Linked DNA regions of Homo sapiens: region 1 is linked to region 2. A link is an interaction called in ENCODE POLR2A ChIA-PET data of the cell type or tissue named here. Cell type or tissue: PC-9. All regions are shown on one strand. Each heading gives the region's core, and the rest is flanking DNA. Links, peaks and the distances in the headings are about the cores only.

Region 1 (10,171 bases), core at 2,172-10,171, 88 kb before region 2:
TAAAATGTGGCAGAAGTGACACTAAGTGATTTCCAAGATCATAGAGAGACCATGCAGCTTGTGGTAGCTCTCCAGCAATGCTGGTTCCTAGAATCCAGCTGCCATGGTGTGAGGAAGCCCAACTAGCTTGTACAGAGAGTTCACATGGAGAGGCCAACAGAGGTATCTGACCCACAGCCCAGCCAACGTCCCAGCTGACAGCCAACATCATTCACCAAAAGAGAAAGAAGACTTATTCATAACAGCATTATTCTTGATAGCTAAAATATGGCAGTAACCCACTTGTCCATCGATAGATGAATGGATAAACAGAATGGGGTATATGCACACAATGGCATACTATTCAGCCTTTGAAAGGAAGGGAATTCTGCAACATGATACATCATGTTGAAAATACTATGCTAAATGAAATAAGCCAGTCACAAAACCAAATTCTGCACGGTTCCACTTCCAGGTGGTACCTAAAGTAGTCAAATTCATAGAGACAAAAAGTAGAATGGTGGTTGTCAGGGGCAGAGGAAAGAGAGAATGGGGAATTATTGTTTAGTGGGTACAGAGTTTCTGTTTTACAAGGTGAAGAGGTCTCAAGAAGGATGGTGGTGATGGCTGCATAGCACTATGAATGTGTTTAATAACACTGAGCTGTACATTTAAAAATGGTTACAGGCTGGGTGCGGTGGCTCACACCTGTATTCCCAGCACTTCGGGAGGCCAAGGCGGGCAGATCACCTGAGGCTGGGAGTTCGAGCATAGCCCAGTCAACATGGTGAAACCCCGTCTCTACTAAAAATCCAAAAGTTAGCTGCAGTCCCAGCTACTTGGGAGGCTGAGACAGGAGAATTACTTGAACTCGGGAGGCGGAGGTTGCAGTGAGCTGAGATCACACCACTGCACTCCAGCCTGGGTGACAGAGCAAGACTCCATCTAAAAATAATAATAGTAATAATAATTGTTACCATGGTAAATGTTATGTGTACTTTACCACAATAAAAACAATTGAAAAAGTGAATGAAGACGTTTCCAGAAGATTCCAGCCCCAGTCTTCGAGTTGGCCCTGATGAAGTCTCAGAGACAAACCATTTTCAGTGTGCCCTATCCAAATTCCTGACCACAGAAACTGACATAATAAAATGATTTTGAGTGGTTTATTATGCAGCAGTAGTAACCGAACAATAGGGGCAAGATGGTCAGGACATGCCCAGAGGCCTGTGGGCAGGCGGCAAATCTAGGGCTGGGACTGGTCCATGACTCAGTTATCACCCTCTATTATGCCCTGGCCCTTCCTCTCCCCCAGCATGGCCCTCTGTCCCACCAGATTTTATTACGATTCAAAACCAAGCCTTGCCCCTAACATAAACAGTCTTTGCTCCCACTCCTTCTCACCTTGGAAATCTGCTCTGGCCCCCCAAGTAGCAAGAAGTATTACAAGTGCAGGAGTTGTACTCATGGGAAGATTCACCCTCCAGGGCCGCCCTCTTTCCATAGCCCTGAGGCAGTCTGTCTACACCTCCAGCCTTCCCCATGGTAACTCACAAGAGAGCTGGGCCAGTTCAGAGAGGTCCATGGAAGTGGACCACTGCTGACAAAGCCAGATCAGCCCCCCTCAACCAAGCGCCTGGTCCCTACTGTACCTGGTGCAGGCAGACCACAGAAAAAAACATGGATGCCTAGATGGAGGGGAAATTAACACATGCAGCAAAGTTTAGGGAAAAATACTTTTTGTTCTATGACTCCCATTGAGACCCCCACCCATGAATTCAAAGTGTCAGTGAATTTCCCTCTTTATCCTGAGCCCAGTTTCCCATTGGCAACTGTCCTGCATCATCACAGGTTCTGAGTCACCCCCTTACCCTGAGTTGTTCCACAGCCCACCTGCTGGGATTTGTGGAGCAAGCTGGGGCTCTGCAGGCCAAGTGGGTCCAGGTGGTGGCAAATCGGAGTGTCCACTGTATCTGTGACTGGTGAGTGGCAGGGAGCCCCAACACAAAAGGCAAGGTTCAGCTCCCAGCTGACCCCACTGGAGCCTTTGGGAAGCAGTCTGATTTGTTACTAGATGACTTGTTGCTGCTACTGTTTGGGAATTGATGGCTCAAGAGTTCTCCGTGGTGATGGAGGACAGCGTGGTAAAGGCCTTGGACATGTAGCCCAACTGCACAGACTTCACCTGCTGCCCAGGTCCCGACATCATCTCGCAGCTCTGAGGCCCCAGGCCCAGGCACACTTCCTCTACTCTTGTCTTATCTGCCTAGACCTAGGCAGTGCACCTTGGTCAAACCTTGGCTGGGGCCACCCCATCAGAACTTTGCCCAAATTTCTGCAATTAACACTTCCGGTTCATTAAATAAATAAAAAGATTATGATCTTGCTGCCAATGTAACTGTGGCTCTCTTGAGACAAATCCCGACAGGGCAGGATCATCTGTGTTTGAACTCAGTGCCCTGTGTGGCTTGGCTCACAGCTATGGCTAGTGCTGGAATGTCAGAGCCATCCATCTCCACCTGCAGGGCAGTGATGTTTTCCTCGCTCAGCCGTGCATCTCCTTTCCTCTGGACAACACCATATCTAACCATGCACAAGAGTGGGAAGGGGCCCCGGCAGACTGACCCCAGTACCCTATCCTGGACAGTGAATGGTCCAGGGTTAAGCACATGTCCCCAACTTGGACAACTGGAGTCCTTCCTGAGGAATTTGCAACTAGACTCAGGGATAGATATCCTTCATCCTCCAGGGGCATGGATATGAGGTCATAGCTTTGGCAGCCATGACCTGATGTGAGGAAAAGCTGGGCGGAGGGAATGAAATCAACATGGAGCAGCAGAATGAGGAGGGAGACCTGGACCCTGATCTTGTCAGAGGCCCTGGTCCACTCACTCCTGCCCTGCTCAAGGCTCACTCTGTTCAACCTACCCTCAGGAAGCCTTAAGTCACAGGTCCAGAAAGTATCACAAAGGCCAGACCCTGGTAAGTAGGTATGGGAGGGTAGGTAACAGGAATGGGAGACTGAGGAATGAAATGGAAAGACAGCCCAGGAGAGAGTAGAGGGTGGGCTCCAGGGCAGGCTGGAAAGAAAGCCAGAAGGGGGGTCAGGAAAGGATGGGGAGCAGGCATGCATCCAGGCTGGTAGATGGATATGTCCCCTAGGACCAGGGGACAGCAGCAACTGGAAGATGGGAGAGAACATAGTGTGCTTGTGTTCAGATATTGTAGGGGAGAAGCCTGTAGTGGGGAGAGACGTGATAGAAGAGCATTACAATCTCCCTGAGCTGGGTCCAGGGAGCTGCAGCATGGGAGGTGGCAGACTGGTGGCAGCCACCCAACAGATGGTCACCACCATAAGCACAAGGAGAGGACCAGGATCCCCTCCTGCTAGGATCAGAAGCTGACCATGCAGAGGGCACTTCTGACCCCACGGGGACAGAGACAGACTGGCTCAAAGCAAGTAGAGGCTGTGGAGTCCCACATACCTGTCTGGCATCCTTCCCAGCTGACCCACCTGCAGATTCCAGGGTCATGCCCCTTCAGCTGGAACCTCCACATCAGGGCACATGAGACACCAGGATCACACCTCACTCCCAGTGGTGGGAGCTTAAGGAACACAAAAAGATTTGCAATAGCTGCTAGGAGTGTCATAAGTAAATTAGAAAGACACAGTTCACACACAACTATGAGGATGTGTGGCTTCAGCTGAGGATGCCAGCTTCTTCTGGAGAGGCGACGCAGCCCCTCTGTCTCAGCCCTGGCCCCCTGTAAGCCCTGGAAGCCAGGAGGTTGGTGTGGGACACCTTTCCCCCAAAAGAAGAGACAATACAAGGAAGAAATGGCAGCAACACTGACCATATACTGGGGGCTTCTCATGCACCAAGTCTCTTCCCAGCATCTGATGTGCATCTCAGTCAGGCTTCACAGCACCCATACGAGCAGGTACAATCCATTATCCTCATCTCACAGAAGAGAAAATGAAGACACAGAAAAGCTAAGCAACTTGTCTAAGGTCACAGAGAAGAGAAGAGGCAGTTTTCTGGCTCCGTTCTATCTTGCTCCAAGGCTGGAGAAGAAAGCAGGAGGAAGCCACGGGAACATGACCCATGCCAGTGGGGCTCATAGAGCAACATGGGCTCCACACACAGACCCACAGCCCTAGCCCAGTATTTAATCATGTAGTGGAACTGCCTTATATTTGAGTAAAAACATAATTAAATTCAAGTAAGTTTATTTCTTAGCTCCAGGCTCTTTTTTTTTTTTTTTCCTGAGACAGTATTGCTCTGTCTCCCAGGCTGGAGTGCAGTGGCGCACAATCTCTGCTCACTGCAACCTCCGCCTCCTGGGTTCACACAATTCTTCTGTCTCAGCCTCCTGAGTAGCTGGGACTACAGGCGCGTGCCACCAGGACCAGCTAATTTTTGCATTTTTAGTAGAGACGGGGTTTCACCATGTTGGCCGGGCTGGTCTTGAACTCCTGACCTCAAGTGATCCACCTGCCTCGGCCTCCCAAAGTGCTGGAATTACAGGTGTGAGCCACTGAGCCCGGCCATCCAGGCTATTTCTGAAAATAGTTCTATACCTATTCCTATGGCTGAGCCCACCCGATACAAATGAGAAAAAACAACTCAAGACCCGCTCCCTCAGCCGCAAAGCCAGGTCTAGAACATGATTCTCTTGTCTCCTTCTCTGGTGCTCCCTGCTGTCTCCTCCATGGACACAGACTGCCAGGAGGTTGCCATCAGCTACAGCCTAATGTTTTCCCCTTCCAAAGGACCCCTTGGGTCCTCTCCAGCAGTGTGCTGGTCAATGCTTAATGACCAGCTCTTCAGGAAAATAAACAAACACAAAGACCTGACTTGTAGCATTTGCCATTTTCCATAGTGTAAATATTCCTATCATGTCAGTGTCCGGCTTTCAACATGATGTCCCTGAATGGAATCAGGAGGACTCACCCACGTCACCGTTTCTCCCACAGTTGAGGAAGGATTCCAGATTAGCAGGTGCTAACTGCAAGGGCTTGCAAGTCAACTTAAGTCTCTCTCCAATTTAGTTTGAAGTCAATGAGTTCACAATCCATGGAGGCTGAGTGGGAGGGATGCTGAGAGCAGAAGAGAAAAATCTGTCTAGGAGGGCATCTGCTGCCAAGCAGACCAAGGCACCAATGTCATTAACTAGAAATTCAAATGATTCAGAATGAATTCAGGAAAATCTGGTGTCAGGGTTTAGAGGATAGACTCTGGAGCCAGATGGTATGGGTTCAATTTCTCACTACCTGTGAGACTTTGGACATGTAACTTAACCTGTCTGTAAAACGGAGATGGTACCAGCACCAACTCTGTAGTGGTTGTGAGAATTCAATGAGAAATGTGAACACAAAGCTTGCAGCACAGTGCCTGGCACATAATAAGCACTAATAATAACAAATAATAAACACAGATGTTAGTTATGTTGATAAGTCAGGGTTGTTGGCTGTTATTATCATTTAAGTGGAGATGGAAAACAAACCATGATCAATAAGTAGTAATGGGTCATTGGACTAGAAGCTCCATGAGGGCAAGAACCTTGTCCATCTTGGTCAGTGTAGTATGCCTGACTTATCTGTTAGGTAGGCACTCAAATATTGGTTCCATGTTGAATATTAGGATTATGGCATCTAATGGTGCTTAAATACTTGTATTTCTTTAGCTCTTGCTTTAATTGCATTCTCTGTTTAAAATAACCATCAGTAACCCCAGCTAATAGTAATTGTATTTTTAGAGTCCATTTGAGTGTAAATAAAGACTGACTCTCCCCTTAGTTAACCACACCCATGGAAATCGCTGGGCAGACTATAATCCAGACACTACATCCACCTGGTGGTGAGACCATCAGCTTGAAGGTGAAGGGCCCAGATGAAACCCTTTCTGGTATTAGCCTTACACACTCCACACCTGGAAGCGACAGACATAGCTAATCCCAGGCCAAGCCCTGACCCACCACTACCATTCCCCACATCAGGCCCAGGAATGATGATAGAAGGTTCTGGACCTGGGTAGGGGTTGAGAGAATTTTTTTCTTCTATTTCTGCTTTGCTCCCTTCCTGTCCTCTCTTCCCCATCGCCCTCCAGTCCCCTTCCCCCAACCCAGTACCCTTCCCCACTCTCCAGAGCAACCCTCCCCACCAACGCCCCCTCCCCGCCTGCTGCTCCCTCTTCTGGGCCTCTCCTCCCTACTGTCTGCTCTCTTAGGCTGGTTTGTTATGGCATGAAAGATGGCTCCGTGGAATAAAGATGTTTCCCCTCTGATGAGCACATTTGCAGAAGGTATGTCAGAGATCCTAGGGCTGGGGTTGGGCGGTCTTTCAAGAAAGTTGTTTTTCCCCCTTCTTTCCTTCCCTCCCTTCTTCTCCCTCCCCTCTCTGCTCCCTTACCCACCCCCTCCTTCTTTGCTTACTTATTGGAAGAGTAATAAATATTGGTCAGACAGGCCCTTCTCACAGTTACAAAGCCTACCTGTAAGCGAGCTCAATAATTAGCAGTCCTGAAGATGATATATGACTTTCATTACCCTTTGGGACTGGAGACTAAATGAGGACAGAGCTAATTGCCGTGCAAAGCAGTTTGGCATGAATGAGAAAAATGCAGGCCCTGTCTCCTGCCAAAAAAGAGCCCTATTGCTGCTCTGATCTCAAGGCTGGTTTCTGCCGCAGGAGTTCACTCGGTGTCCATAAATCACAGGCTGCTTACAGCTGAAGCTGCCCTGAGTCGTCAGTGAGCTGTACGCTGAATGACAGATCCCAGCCGACTGCATTAGAACTTTAACTCCCTCCTTTCTTCTCCTCCTCCTCATCATCTTCCTCCTCCTTTTCACACTGACCAGAAAATTAAACCCAGACTCCTCGGAGAGGGTGGCAGGAGGCTGGGGTAGGGGTGGGGGCGGTTGGCTTGGGTTGGGTTCCCGATGCCCACGTCAACCTGCTCCCTCCCTGCACTCTGTCTCCCCCCTCGAAACATACAGGGGACGACAGTTCTCTCCACCCTCAGGAAGAGGCAGGCCCCTCCTGGAATGCTCCAGGCTGAGCTTTTGTCCTTGGTTTGTCATCGAGACAAATGTGGCCTCCCTTCTGGCCTGCATGTCTCTCTCTTCCCCCACCACTCTTGCAGGAAATGCTTCTCTTCTCTTATAGGAGGAGGATTGACACCAGCCACACGTATGTCTGCTGCTGACAAATGTGCGCACGCCTTGGAGGGCGGGGCCAGGCAGGACAGAGCCGCCCATGACAGGGGGACACCTCCTGGTAAGATTTTCTTCTCTATCCCTCACACCTGCCCCTTTCATCACTCCTCAAGGAGCCCTGCTTCTGAAAGTCCCGGGTGGGAAACGCACTAATGTGCAAAGCACCATCCTTGTCCTCTTCCATCCAATTCCCTGGTGAGTAAGGGAGCTTCCCTAGCTTCCCTCCCTGTGCTTTTCTCCCTTCCTGGCTTTTCTAAGGGCAGTCACATAATTAATTCTTAGAACTATCAAATTATATTTGACACTTAATTTAAAACTCAAGGTTCCATAATGCAAATCTTCTCCTGGTAAGAAGGGTGACATGCACATTGAACATGTAGGCAACCTGACAGTTTGGAGGGGCAGTTCTGTGTGACTCCCAGAGAGGGAAGGGAGCTGACTTTTATTGAACACCTACTTTATATCCAGTGATTTCCATTGATTAGCTCACTTCCTTCCCACAACCCTATGAGGCAAGTACTGTTACTGCATCCATTGTGCAGACAAGGACACCAAGACCCAACACGACTAATTTACCCAAGGTCATCCTGTTAGGGAAGAGCCCAAACTAGGATTCATGGTCTTGAGATCTTGAGAGCCCCTTATGTCTTTGTGCGATTCAATTCCTCCTTCAAGGATGGAAGCAGGAATCCCCGAAAATGGAAGCTTCCTTCCCATGAGGGTGGGAGTCAGAGGCAGACTCCAGCTGCACATCACAGAATGCCTAGCTACAGCAGCTTACATGGTGCAGGTTACTTGTCCCACATAACAAGAAACCCAGAGGCAGGGCCATCCAGAGCTGGAGCAGCTCAATGATGACTTCAAGAACTGAGACTCTTTCTATCTTCCTGCTTCACCATCCTTGCATTCTAACTTCTTGCATTTTGGTTGCAAAGAGACCTCTGCAACACAAAGCATCATATCTTCAGTCCAGGGAGGGAAGAGGGTTTAAAAAAAAGGGATAAAAGGAATTCCCCCAGCCAAGGCTTTGTCTTTTTATTTGGGAAGAGGAACCCTCCCCAGCAGACTTCCCCTTGCCTGTGATTGGCCAGATCCCATCTCTCTCACCTTCTCCCCACCTACACCAGTCGTTGGCCAAGGGAATGAGTTGTCATGACTTGTTTAGACCAATCATGATTCACCTCCTGGGACTGCCAGAGGGCCCTTGATCTTTGCCTCCCTAAGATCAAAGAATCTCCAGTTGCTAATTACACAAGTCACATTGTTAACAGGGAAGGAGCGGGGATGGCTGTTGGATATGCAATGGACAGTGTCTGCCACACCCAGCTATTATCCTTAGCCACCTCTTGGTCTGATGGAAGAGACCTGAGTCCCAACTGGAGAATGACTCTGATATTCTGGGTATGTGCACAGACAGCTTTGAGGAGTTTTGGAAATTTGGTTCCCTTCTAAGCTACCACTATTTCTGGGGTCTGCCTACCTCAACACCCCTAAGGGGGAGGGGGAGAATTTGTGCTTTGTCCTCTGGACCCGGGTCTATGGATCTATGTGTGAGTGGACAGGGGTGACCCCATGATCACTCCCCCATGTGTAAGCTCCAGAGCAAGCTGTGGCCTCTTCTTTGGACAGACAATGTCCTGAGTGGTTAACTCTGGAAACCAGTGTGCCTGGGTATCAAAATGAGAGCCTGGACATCTTATCCATACATCTCACACTCCTGCTTTGTAAAATCATTGGGAAGGGGGTTGTTCCCTTCCCACCTCCATCTGCAGCTGGGGCATGACAGAGCATCCCCCAGTCGTGGTACTCATGAGGAAGTTCTTATCACTGTCTCCTTCCTATTCAGCTGGGGGCAGATTCACTTGCTAGGAGGAGCATCTGTCAGGAAGCAGGCAGGAACCAGGCGGCACACTCGACAGTAATGTGCTCATCACCTGTCCCACAGGATTACAAAGGCCATTTCTGGGCTCCTGGCTGCCTCGCTCATTTACCCCAAGACTTCTGATACTCTCCAAATCTTCTTCAGGTGTCTCCTCCATGCAGATGGGAAGGCTGGTAGGAGGTTTCTGAGTCCTATAGCCCCATCTCAGGCCCCTCCGGGTGCAAACTAGGTCACATCTCTCTTTCCTTGAGGCCCCAGTGGCTTCCCATATTCCTGAGACTAAAACTCAAACTCTTTACCCTGACCTACAAGTAGAGTGACCGTCATCCCAACAATATTATTAGGAGAGCGACCTTTCAGTTTCAATGCATTCTAGTCTGGATGATAAATTACATGGTCACCTTATCACACAGCAGGCTTTGTGTGTCCCCAGCCTCCTCTCCTCCAGCTGGCTCTGCTTACCTGCCTTGCTCCAGCCAGGCAGAGAAGTTCCCTGAAGCAGCCGCTCTCGCCCACCACATCACCCTCATGCACACATTACCTCCACCTGGAACATTCTACCCCTGTTTCTTCCCCTGCCTAATTTCTACTCAGCTCTCAGGCCTGATTTAGATGTTCCTTTTTTCAGAGGAGTCCTTCATGGCCCATCAACCTTAAGTTGGGTCCTCCCTCTCTCCTGTCATACAAATGCTTATTTCTCATAGTGCCAGAATCATCAGTTGTATCTGTTTCCCCCACTAGATTGTAAGCACCATGAAGGCAGAGGTCATTGTATCTCCAGAACCTAGCATGGGGCTGTTGCCCCATAACCGTATGTTTTATGAATGAATAAATGGATGAATGAAAACACAGTGTTTCCCATAAATGCACACACACACACACACACACACACACACGCATACACACCCCTCCAAGATACCAAGCCCACCACAATCATCTCCAGGGAGATGTAATTCTGGCACAATCTGAGCTTCCCAGCAGCAAAACACGCCACTCTGAGTTGCTTACCCCATGAAGGGTTCAAACAAGGGCCATCTGTCAGGAAAGGAGACACATGGACTGAGGAATATTGCCTTGCAGGCTTCTGAACCA
Region 2 (12,580 bases), core at 1,819-9,818:
AGTGCAGACAAGACTGGGATAAAACTAGGAAGAGCAGAAATGAACAGATGAACTCATATTTTGGGGAGTTAGGGCCAACGGCCAGAGGTGCGGGGCATGCTAGGGTTCAGTGGGCTCAAAAGTCAAGCCAGTGCCTGTGAAAATCCATTAAATCATGCATAAAGGACAGTGTGCCTGGTTTTGGGTATACAACCTCGGGCTGCCATTTTTAGCCACACTAAAACATGAAAACCACTGATCTAGACTGTCTATCAAATCCTAGGAGTGACTGGGAGAAAGGAGGAGCATTCTGCGGCTTTCCAGATCACATTCAGGGTTAATCTGCCCGATTTAGTCTTTAATATACAATGTGATTATTAAAGCAGATAATGGAGTTATAGCTCAACAGTCAGGACACAAGTTAAGTACAAGCTTCATGCAGCTCCTCTCAACTGATATCCCAGTTTAACCATTCAGAGTTGATATAAAGTTTGATATAAAAGGACTTTCCCGCCGGGTGCGGTGGCTCACGCCTGTAATACCAGCACTTTGGGAAGCCGAGGTGGGCAGATCACTTGAGGTCAGGGGTTCGAGAGCAGTCTGACCAACATGGTGAAACCCCATCTCTACTGAAAATACAAAAATTAGCTGGGCGTGGTGGCGCATGCCTGTAATCCCAGCTACTTGGGAGGCTGAGGCAGGAGAATTGCTTGAACCCAGGAGGTGGAGGTTGATCCTCCAAGATCGTGAGCCAAGTGAGCCAAGATCATGCCACTGCACTCCAGCCTGGGCAACAAGAGCCAGACTCGGTCTCAATTAAAAAAGAAAAAAAAAAAAAGGGACTTTCCAGCCAGGCTCAGTGGCTCATGCCTGTAATTCCAAAACTTTGGGATGCTGAGGCGGGCAGATCACTTGACCTCAGGAGTTTGAGGCCAGCCTGGGCAACATGGCAAAACTCCATCTCTACCAAAAAATACAAAATAATTAGCTGGGTGTGGTGGCACACACCTGTGCTCCCAGGTACTTGGGAGGCTGAGGTGGGAGGGTCGCTTGAGCCCAGGAGGCGAAGGTTGCAGTGAGCTGAGGTCGCGCCACTGCACTCCAGCCTGGGTGACAGAGTGAGACCCTGTCTCAAAAAAGAGAAAAAAAAAGGCTTTCCTATTCATTGTTCAGTCAGTAACCTGTGGCCTTGCTCAGAGTTCTGGTTGGAACACTGGTGAAACACTGTTTTGTTTCTTTAAAAAGCTCAGCACAGCTGGGCGCAGTGGCTCACGCCTATAATCCCAGCACTCTGGGAGGCCGAGGCAGGCGGATCACGAGGTCAGGAGTTCGAAACCAGCTTGACCAACATGGTGAAACCCCATCTCTACTAAAAATATAAAAATTAGCGGGCCGTGGTGGCGCACACCTATAATCCCAGCTACTCAGGAGGCTGAGGCAGGAGAATCACTTGAACCTGGGAGGCAGAGGTTGCAGTGAGCTGAGATAGCGCCATTGCTCTCCAGCCTGGGCAATAAGAGTGAAACTCCATCTCAAAAAAAAAAAAAAAAAGCTCAGCACATTCTGTGGGAATGCTTAGCCCCAATAGTGGGGATAACGCAGAGACTCCTGCTCAAGGATCTTCAGTGGCTCCCATTTACCCATAGGATAAGGTCCCTGACACAATGATGATGGAACCATGATCCTATCTTGCCTCTGTCACAGTCATGTTTCCCACCTGCCACCTGTGCCAATTCAGGTCACAGGCAATTCCCAAATCACGGTTTGTTTAGTGTCACTGCCATTGCTTATGCTCACTGTACCTAGAATGCCTCCTTGTCCCCACTGTTTTAAGTTAAATTCTCTGAATCCTTATAAAGCCCAGCTCAAATATACTCCCACCACAATTTTCTTCTGTCTTACCAGCTACAAGTTCATTTTATTTCCTCTGAAATTCTATGGAATTTGTTACCTTATAACATTTATTACATATTTTCTTTTTTTTTTTAATTTTCCGAGTGAACATCATTAACACAATATTTTCGTTTTTCTTTTCTTCCTTTCCTTTTTATATTCTTTTTTTCTTTTTTTTCTTTTCTCTTATTTTTCAAAACAAATGCAGTGGCGCAATCTCAGCTCACTGCAGACTTAACCTCCCAAGCTCAAGCAATCCTTTCACCTTAGCCTTCCAAGTAGCTGGGACTACAGGCACGTGCACCACCATACCTGGCTATTTTTCTTATTTTTGTAGAGACAGGGTCTCTCTATATTGTCCAGGCTGGTCTTGAACTCCTGGGCTCAAGTGATCCTCCTGCCTCGGCCTCTCAAAGTTCTGGGATTACAGGCATGAGCCACTATCCCCAGCCCACTTTTTTTTTTATACTAAAAAAAACCAAAAACCACAACTCTGCTTTCCCCATCAAGCTCTTCAATAGAATCTTGCCCTGCCCTGCCCTGCCCTGCCCTGTCCTGCCCTCCTTTCTTTTTTTTTTGAGACAGAGTTTCACTCTTGTTGCCCAGGCTGGAGTGCAATGGCGTGATCTCAGCTCACCACAACCTCCGCCTCCCAGGTTCAAGTGATTCTCCTGCTTCAGCCTCCCAAGTAGCTGGGATTACAGGCATGTGCCACCACGCCTGGCTAATTTTGTATTTTTAGTAGAGATGGGGTTTCTCCATGTTGGTCAGGCTGATCTCAAACTCCTGACTTCAGGAGATCCACCCGCCTCAGCCTCTGAAAGTACTGGGATTACAATTGTGAGCCCCCCGCGCCCGGCTGAGAATTGTTTCTTACTCAACTCTATCCCCACCACCCACCAAATATCTAATAATGATGACACTAGTCATGAATAATAAACACAATCAAAGTAGTCATGGCTAACACATATCAGGCACTTCCTTTGTGCCAGGCATTGCTCGAAACAATTCATGTGCTTTATTTAATTCTCTCTCTCTTTTTTTTTTTTTTGAGATGGAGTCTTGCTCTGTCACCCAGGCTGGGGCGCAGTGGCACGATCGTGGCTCACTGCAACCTCTGACTCCCAGGTTCAAGTGAGTCTCCTGCCACAGCCTCCCAAGTAGCTGGGATTACAGGCACCCACCACCATGGCCGGCCTATTTAATTCTCATAACAACCCTATGAGACAGGTACCATTAAGCGTGAAACACAAGCTTACGGAGATGCACAGGCCTGGCTTGGGATGCATAGCTAGTTCTTCAAGAGCTAGAGACAGAATCTAAGCCAGCTCTCTCTGAGTGTGAGGCGCATACTCTGAGCCACCACTTATATTGCCTCCTCATTGTCAAAGCCTTCCCCATGGAGGGTGACTAGTAATATTTATACAACATTTAAAGAGTCCACTGCTTTGGACTATTCCAGTCATGACTTGCATCCATTGACAGAGTTGCCTTCAAAATTCTTTCCTTTTAAATTTGTAGTGAGGACAGGAGCTTCCACAGTGAGGGTAAATTGGGCAGCAGGGAGGGGGCTTCTCCAAGACCTTTCACTGGGTCACCACTGAGAATGTCTCGTGATTCACATCCCACAGCTGCCTGAATCTACTATGTGGCTGCCCTGTGTCTCTGGGGCCAGTGTGGGAGGCAATGGAAGGAGGGAAAGGGAGCATTCTGAAGCCTGGGAAAGTCACACAGGCAATTTGGCTGGCAGCCGCCTGGACACTCAATACAGAGGGAAGCTGATGAGGAGGCCAGAGGGACAAAGGGCCATTATTCTGGCTGTAGGAGTTTGGTCAGTTTGATACTGGGTGACCCACCATCTCTCCCACCAATTTGAGTTCTCCTAGAGCTTTGGTGGGAAGTAAAGCAATTGGATTTCAAATGAGTCACATCCTATGTCTGGAAACTGAGGCAGTGTCAGGGCTAGTTATGGCTGTAAGGACTGATCAGCCATGACTTTGAGGACTTTTGAGGACCACCCTCTCGCTCCAATCCCCACTACACCCCACTGCGAGATGAACACAGCTCTGAGTACATGACTCCCCTTTTCAGAACCTCTCCATGAAGCAACCCACATACCAGGTAACATACAGGTTAAAGCTCTCCACGGCATGGCCTAAACTTAACTTTCTAAGCCAGCACAGCTTTGTTGAATAATTACACATGTCATTAATATAATTTACATATACAGAAAGAGCTCTGTGATCAAATAGGTTGGGGAAACTTTGGATTAAACCAAGATTAACCCATTTTGTAAGTGTAACTTCTCAGAGCCCCACTTTTGTGCAGGATGAGTCTCTGAGAGAATGCAGTATGGCTCCAGTTTTTTACAGAAGGATCTTGAGAGACTAAAAAAGTATGCTGCATTAAATATCATTCCCACCCTGAAATTTAACCAGTTCTTCCAGGCCCACTGTGGCAATCATAGAAAGGTGCTGTTCCGATCTGCTGTTGTGAGGAGCAGAGGGCTGACTGCTGCAGCTGCTGGGCTCTGGACCTACTGATGCCAGGCAGGCTGCTCCCCGCCAAAGACCTACACTCATGCAGGGCCACCCCTGCAAAACCCGGGACTCCTCTAACAGGCTGCAGCTTTGGCTTGAGGATGACCTTTTGTCCTGGCTGAACTTTCTTAGAACTGTGTTGCCATCTGAGGCTCTTCCCACTTTATCTCCCCTCCTTCCTGTGTCACAATGTGCACACTTACACAAAGACATATAGTTTGGAACATATATAAGCTCTGGAAAACTTTGTAATTTTGAGTTGGTCTGGTGATAATTTCCAGGCCTTTGCACTGGTTGCAGAAATAAAAACTCTCTTCCTCCCTAGTTCATCTGCATCTTGTTACTGGGCCATGAGAAATAGCAGCCCAACCCTCAGTTTGGTCCAGGAACAAGAGGGTCTTACCATGTTGCTTGGTCTGGCTTCAAGGGATCCTCCCACTTCAGCTTCCCAATATGTTGGGATTACAGGCGTGAGCCACTGCGCCCAGCCTGGTGGTGCTTGTTAAGCCCTGTTAAATACAACCTGGAAGGGCGGTTTGAGCAGTGAAAGCCTCAGACTCAAGTTCAGCAAAAGTAGAAAAAAATGGCAGAAAACCAAAGGAAGGAAATTCCAAAGGCTGGTGAGAGACAGTGTATCGATGAGGGAGCACAATGAGGACACACAGAATCCAGGCTTTCCTGGCCTTCTCCATTAGTGCAGCATGTCAGGCCACCTTAGTTTTAGAGTTTTCCCAAGGAGTCTGACTTGGCAAGGGAAACCACAGCTCAGGAGTGGTGGCTCCCAAACTAACCTGTTGCAGGTCTTTGTAGGAGGAAGCTACTGGAATTCTTAGATCTTCTGCCTATGTGTCTAGCTGTGGCCTGGCCTCTGTGGAGGCTCAGTTAAGGGCTTCACTCTGTCCCAGGAGTCCAGCATTGCTCTCAGAGGGGAGAAAAGGTTATTTTCACTTACTCCAGCTCTTCCCAAAATCTCATTAGTTCCTTGAAACCATAGCACCAGGACATTTTACTTCCAGCTGTAAGTCACAGCAGGAAGAAATGCCTACGGCCCTACTTTGGGGGCATAGCCCAGCCCTAAAGGCCTCCTTGCTCTTTTTTTTTTTTTTTTTTTTTTTGAGACTGAGTCTTGCTCTATTGCCCAGGCTGGAGTGCAGTGGCGCCATCTTGGTTCACTGCAACCTCCACCTCCCGGGTTCAAGCGATTCTCTTGCCTCAGCCTCCCAAGTAGCTGGGATTACAAGTGCCCGCCACCACACCCGGCTAATTTTTGTGTTTTTAGTAGAGACGGGGTTTCACCGTGTTGGCTAGGCTGGTCTCGAACTCCTGACCTCAAGTGATCTACCCGCCTCAGCCTCCCAAAGTGCTGAGATTACAGGTGTGAGCCACCGCACCGGCCACCTCCTCGCTCTTATAGGTAAGGGAGCTCATGTGTAGCAAGGTCTCCTCCCCACAGGATCCTTCTTCTGTTCTAACTGGATGATCCTCCATGACCAGTCTCTGTTTTTCTTCATTTAAGCCCTTATGTAACAGGGAAGTTCTACGTGTATGTGTATGTATACAGATGTGGGCTTTTGTGGTTGTAGTTTTTTTGGGGGGTTGGAGGAGGGGAAGGTAGGAGGAGTTCTTGTTGAGAGTTGAGGCTGCTGCCACAGCTGCCCTACAAGTAGAAAGCCACCGGGTTTATGAAATTCAAATATAGAGGCCAAAATGTACCAGGGACGCCACCGTCACCTCCAAAACAACATCGATTTATCTGCATTTCCAGCAATTTTATGAGACAAGCTACAAAGATACACCATTTAGATGAATCACTCTGCTCTCTGCAGTGCCAAGAACTTCAAGCATAGTTAATTCAGAATGACTAGGTCCAGTTAACAAGAGTTGGTTTGTCTGAATCAAAGTATATTTAAAGAAACTCCATTTTATTACCTCAGGAATCTAGTGGAACTATGCTAATAAATTGCTCCTCTGTGTAGATCTTAAGGGAAATATGCTTTAATGAACAGATGAGAATATTTCCTAATTCAGTCTATCCATTGTTTATATAGAAAGGGTTACTCATCAAGTGTTTAAGTTTACTTGAAATGCTTGCTCTTGTTTACAATCAGTATTTTAATGAACCCTGTGTTTATAAATGGTTTAAAATAAACTATCCATCTTGTCATTCCCTCTAAATTAGTGAAGTCCCAACTAATGCCTCAATGGCTCTGTTAGCATAAAATCAAAAGTCATTGTACCAGCTGGGTACGGTGGCTCACACCTGTAATCCTAGCTCTTTGGGAGGCCGAGGTGGGAAGATCACTTGAGGCCAGGAGTTTGAGACCAGCCTGGGCAACATAGTGAGACCTCGTTTCTACAAAAAATAGACCAAATTATTTTTTGTGGCCATGTGCCTATGATCCCAGCTACTTGGGAGGCTGAGGTGAAAAGGATCACTTGGTCCCAGGAGGTCAAGGCTGCAGTGAACCATGATCACGCCACTGCACTCCAGCCTGGATGACAGAGGGAGATCCTGTCTCAAAAAAGAAAGGAAAACAATAAAAAAAAAAAAAAAAAAAAAAAATCATTGTACCCATCACTGGAAAGAAATACTTAGCTTTTGCATGGGCTGTTCTTCCAGGGGTGGGGGTTTGGGGATCCGGCCCTATTCTTTCATATTTTGTGACACACATTCTTTCTCCCTCCTTTCTATGAATGTTTATTAAGGAACTAGTAATGTGTCAGACACTGTGCTGGGGTCTAAGTAACAGTCAACAATCTCACAGTCTAGAAAGGGAGACAGACATGAACAATGGGCAAGTATTGTAAAGTGCTGTAGGTACAAGGATAGCTGTATGAACAGAGGACAGTGGGGTTAGAGGAGTCAGTTCACCTAGGGAGCTTCATGAAGGCTTCAGCGTTGAATGGATTCTTAAAAATGGGGGATACGGCTGGGGGCGGTGGCTCACGCCTGTAATACCCACACTTTGTGAGGCTGAGGCAGGTAGATCACCTGAGGTTAGGAGTTCGAGACCAGCCTGGCCAACATGGTGAAACTCCGTCTTTACTAAAAATACAAAAAATTAGCCGGGCATGGTCGTGGGTGCCTGTAATCCCAGCTACTCAGGAGGCTGACGCAGGAGAATCACTTGAGCCCGGGAGGTGAAGGTTGCAATGAGCAGAGATCGTGCCACTGCACTCGTCTGAGCAACAGGAGCGAAACTCAGTCTCAAAAAAAAAAAAAAAAAAAGGGTGGGGAGGCCATAAGGCCGGGCGTGGTGGCTCACGCCTGTAATCCCAGCACTTTGGGAGGCTGAGTCAGGCAGATCACCTGAGGTCAGGAGTTTGAGACCAGTCTGGCCAACAGCCAAGATAGCACCACTGTATTCCAGCCTGGGTGACACAGGGAAACTCTAGTCTCAAAAAAAAAAAAAAAAGGAGGATATATTTAGTTGCACCATGGGCTATTAAAAAAAGAGAGGATGCTCCAGGCACAGTGGCTCACGCCTGTAATACCAGCACTTTGGGAGGCTGAGGCGGGTGGATCACGAGGTCAGGAGATCGAGACCAGCCTGGCCAACATGGTGAAACTCTGTCTCTACTATAAATACAAAAATTAGCTGGGCGTGGTGGCGGGCACCTGTAGTCCCAGCTACTTGGGAGGCTGAGGCAGGAGAATCACTTGAACCGGGGAGGCGGAGGTTGCAGTGAGCCGAGATCGTGCCAACTGCACCCCAGCCTGGGTGACAGTGCGAGAGTCTGTCTCAAAAAAAGGAGAATGTGTTTGGCAGACAGGGAGAAGAAGGGCAGCACATGAAGGAAAGGTGCTCGGGCCTGATACTGCAACTGCAAGACATATTTAGCCAGCTGCAAACAATATGGCAAGAATGAAAATGACAATGGATGGGATATTAGGGGAGAAGGTTACCCAGCAAGACCAGGCTGGAGAGGTCAGCTAAGGCCCGATTGGAACCTACGCAAGACAGTGCCTGCTCAAGTTCTACCTCCTCATGAAATTACAAGCATGAAATAAGACATAGACCCCCAGGTGTTGCTTAGCCCATATCCCCAGCCATGTCATGACCCATATATGCCCAGTCCAGGTCAAGGGAGAGCACGGGTTGGCTGTCCTCAGCACCAGACCCATATCGCATCTGGAGGATCATATTTAGGGCCTCAGTGACAAATTAGGGGGCATTGATGAGGCAAAAGAGTAAATCTCATCCCTGTTACTCTGTCTGGGCCATAGGCAGATGTCTAAAAATATGATTGCTGGCTGGGTGCAGTGGCTCACGCCTGTAATCCCAACACTTTGAGAGACCAAGGCAGGGAGATCGCTTGAGCCCAAGAGTTTGAAACCAGACTGGGCCACAAAGTGAGACCCTTTCTCTAACAACAACAACAAAAAATTTAAAAATCAGCTGCGTGGGCTGGGCGCAGTGGCTCACACCCGTAATCCCAGCACTTTGGGAGGCCGAGGAAGGTGGATCATGAGGTCAGGAGATCAAGACCTGCCTGGCCAACATGGTGAAACCCCGTCTCTCCTACAAATACAAAAATTAGCTGGGCATGGTGGCGTGCACCTGTAGTCCCAGCTACTCGGGAGGCTGAGGCAGGAGAATCACTTCAACCTAGGAAGCGGAGGTTGCAGTGAGCCGAGATTGCGCCACTGCACCCCAGCCTGGGCGACAGAGCGAGACTCTATCTCAAAAAAAAAAAATTAAATTAAATTTTAAAAAAATTAGCTGTGTGTGGTTGTGTGCACCTGTATCCCCAGTTACTCAGGAGGCCGAGGTGGGAAGATTGCTTGATCCCAGGAAGTTGAGGCTGCAGTGAGCCATGATTGCACCACTGTACTCCAGCCTGGGTGACAGACCAAGTCCCTGTCTCAAAAAAAAAAAAATTGTGATTTCTCAATTGAAAAATGTAAAAATCATTTGCATTGCTCCACTTAATTCCAGGCAAAGCCAAATGACGATGCACCAGTGAGTCACCAGTGAGATTGCATTTAAAATCTAGCAGCCTCAGAGCCAAGACCAGCCTTGTGTAAACAGAGTTCAGGGAGGAGGGAAGATAGTGGAGTGAGACGTGCCGAGGCCAGCCGGCCTCTGGGCTTGGGGTGCGCTGACCTCTGGGGAGCCGAGTGCATCTGCTGGACTGAAGGCAGAGTAATTTTTTCATCTCATGCAGAAGAAGAAAGAAGATATGTAGCAGAGGAAAGGAACGGAACATTCTCCCTCCCTACCTTACACAGGAGAGTGGTCATCTACACTAAAGCAAAACTTCCTTATCATAGGAAGACCATTTTCCTTGACCTTTAGGTGATTTTATAGTCATCTCGAAAGGGAAACAAAACTCAACTCAGGACTTGATTGAACACAGAGAGTCCACTAGGATGCAGTATTCCTGCCCACTTCTCCAGGAAGAAAGAAGCAAATGACGTGGGTCTTTTGGCACTGTTTGCTTAATTATAAAGAAATTATTTTGCAAGCTGAATACTGATGCTTTATTTGAAACAGGTGCTTAGTTGGTGGCATTTATGAATTCTTTACCTTTTGTTCCAAACCAAAAGACTAATTAAATAGCAAGTATTGGTGGGGAAAAAAAAGAAAAAAAAAAGACTTTGTTGGGCGCGGTGGCTCATGCCTGTAATCCTAGCACTTTGGGAGGCCAAGGAGGGCAGATCACGAGGTCAGGAGATCGAGACTATCCTGGCCAACATGGTGAAACCCGTCTCTACTAAAAATACAAAAATTAGCTGGGTGTGGTGGCACGCGCCTGTAGTCCCAGCTACTCGGGAGGCTGAGGCAGAAGAATTGTTTGAACCCGGGAGGCGGAGGTTGCAGTGAGCCAAGATCGCACCACTGCACTCCAGCCTGGGTGACAGAGCGAGACTCCCTCTCAAAAAAAAAAAAAAAAAAAAGACTTCAAAACAGTGTGGAATTATGGAAATGGATGCCATCCAAGAAGACTGGAAAAATACACTCTGACCTCTTTATGCAGTAGAGCTAGGCTTTTCAAGATACAGGAGACCAATGAGAAGGGTTTTTTTTAGGCCGGGCACAGTGGCTCATGCCTGTAATCCCAGTACTTTGGGAGGCTGAGGCAGGCGGATCACTTGAGGTCAGGAGTTCGAGACCAGCCTGGCCAACATGGTGAAACCCCATCTCTACTAAAAATACAAAAATTAGTAATCCCAGCTACTTGGGAGGCTGATGCAGGAGAATCACTTGAACCTGGGAGGCGGAGGCTGCAGTGAGCCGAGATTGCATCACTGCACTCCAGCCTGGGCAACAGAGTGAGACTCCATCTCAAAAAAAAAAAAAAGAGAGAAGGGTTTTTTTGTTTGTTTGTTTTGAGACAGAGTTTCACTCTTGTCGCCCAGGCTGGAGTGCAATGGTGCGATCTCCGCTCACTGCGACCTCTGCCTCCCGGGTTCAAGCGATTATCCTGTCTCAGCCTCCTGAGTAGCTGGGATTACAGGTGCATGCCACCACGCCCAGCTAATTTTTGTATTTTTGTATATATTTTTTGAAACAGAGTCTTGCTCTGTTGCCCCGGCTGGAGTGCAGTGGCATGATCTCGGCTCACTGCAACCTCCGTCTCCTGGGTTCAAACAATTCTATCTCAGCCTGCCGAGTAGCTGGGATTACAGGTGCCTGCCACCATGCCCAGCTAATTTTTGCATTTTTAACAGAGACGGGGTTTCACCACATTGGCCAGGCCGGTCTGGAACTCCTGACCTCAGGTGATCCACCTGCCTCGGCCTCCCAGAGTGCTGGGATTATAGGTGTCAGCCACCGCGCCTAGCTTAATTTTTGTACTTTTAGTAGAGATGGGATTTCATCATATTGGTCAGGCTGGTCTCAAACTCCTGACCTCAGGTGATCTGCCCGCCTCGGACTCCCAAAGTTCTGGGATTACAGGCGTGAGCCACCACGCCTGGCCTCAAAGTACTTCTATAATATGAACTCAGTAGGTCCTTATAATATCCTTAAAATATGCTAATAATAGCAATGTTTAACATTTATAATAATAATATTTAACACTTTACATCCTTTGCATTTTATCCTCAGAATAACCCTATGAAGGTAAGTACTATAATCACCTCAAAACGGAGAGAAAGCGAGGTTACGTGATTGCCCAAGGTTACTCAGCTAGTAAGTGGGGGAGCCAAGATTTGAATCCAGGCACTTGGCTTCTGAGTCTGTGTCCTTAAACCACTATGCTATCTGCCTTCCAAATATTATCATGCGTTATATCAAAGGAGGAAATTGAGACAGTGCAGTTTGGTGACTTGCCTGACCTCATACACAGTCCCATTACATCATGACTAAGAGACAGAACCCAGGTCTTCCCCTTGAAAGCCAAGCCCCATTAGAGTGTGGCAGTTGAGATTAGCAGCCATTTCTACTTTAGATGGCTTTCTTAATAGGAAGGATTGCAGAGGGTGAGGGGTTGAGTCCAGAGTGGAGGCCAAAGGCTTGCTGATATTTGCCTTGAGAAGACAATGGCTACCTTTAGGTTTAGCAGCAGAGGGTGGATGAAGCTGTGTAAACAGGAGCTGCTTGGTGAGCTGACCCGGGAAGCCAGTCCACAGGATGGGGGTTTGGCAAAGGTTGGGCCAAGGGAGGCGATGCTCCCTGTGCCTCTCTGTGAAGACGCCCAGCAGCGTATGGGGGAGAGGGCGCAAACACATTACACTGCCACCCCCTCGCCAGACGCCATCTGCCCCCATTTCACTACTGTCCAGGAAAGGGCAAATTCACTCTCCCTGCTGCCTAGATCAGAAGCCCCGTCTCCTGCCTTCCTTTTGAAGCACTCCGAGAGAGCAGCTCCCGATTCCCACTGACCTATCAAGTGGGCTGAGGGCCACCTCCACCTCTGCCAAGCCCTGTTCCACCCAAGGCTTTGCCTCAGAGTCCCCTCGGATGCCACAGCTCAGATACTGGACCCATTCAGGAACTCTGGCTCAGAGAAGCAGGACTGTGCTCAAGGTGAGGCTCAGGGCTAGGCACTTCCCCACTGTGGGCAGGTAGGGGTTCCACTCGCTAGCTCTGGCCAATGAGAACAAACTATTTCATCAAGGCTAGGTCTCCCTCATTTCATGGACAGTGGCCTGATCATTTCAGATGTTTTCCCCCTCATTGTCCTTAGTGGTCTTTGCTAGGATTCAGAATACTGTCAAG

What was found. ChIA-PET counts read pairs that join two places held together with the same protein. Peaks named below come from ENCODE experiments on the same cell type or tissue, not always from the same donor. Only the 100,000 strongest peaks of a DNase experiment are listed, where the experiment ranks them.
Region 1: POLR2A ChIA-PET joins it to region 2 with 12 read pairs; 4 of 35 experiments call an interaction of 5 or more read pairs at or near these places.

What each region holds. Positions count from the first base shown.
Region 1 is chr10:75,280,360-75,290,530 of GRCh38, reverse strand. It overlaps a transcript of ZNF503 not described here. Among named protein-coding and RNA genes, the nearest start is that of ZNF503-AS1, 11 kb to the left of the region's middle. In PC-9, for the core only: no CTCF peak of the experiment used is centred there; a DNase peak (open chromatin) is centred at 8,390; H3K27ac peaks cover 590 bases.
Region 2 is chr10:75,189,121-75,201,700 of GRCh38, reverse strand. No RefSeq gene overlaps it. Among named protein-coding and RNA genes, the nearest start is that of VDAC2, 15 kb to the left of the region's middle. RefSeq lists a silencer at 7,631-7,831. In PC-9, for the core only: a CTCF peak has its summit at 9,768; DNase peaks (open chromatin) are centred at 6,310, 9,390 and 9,760; H3K4me3 peaks cover 385 bases; H3K27ac peaks cover 1,375 bases.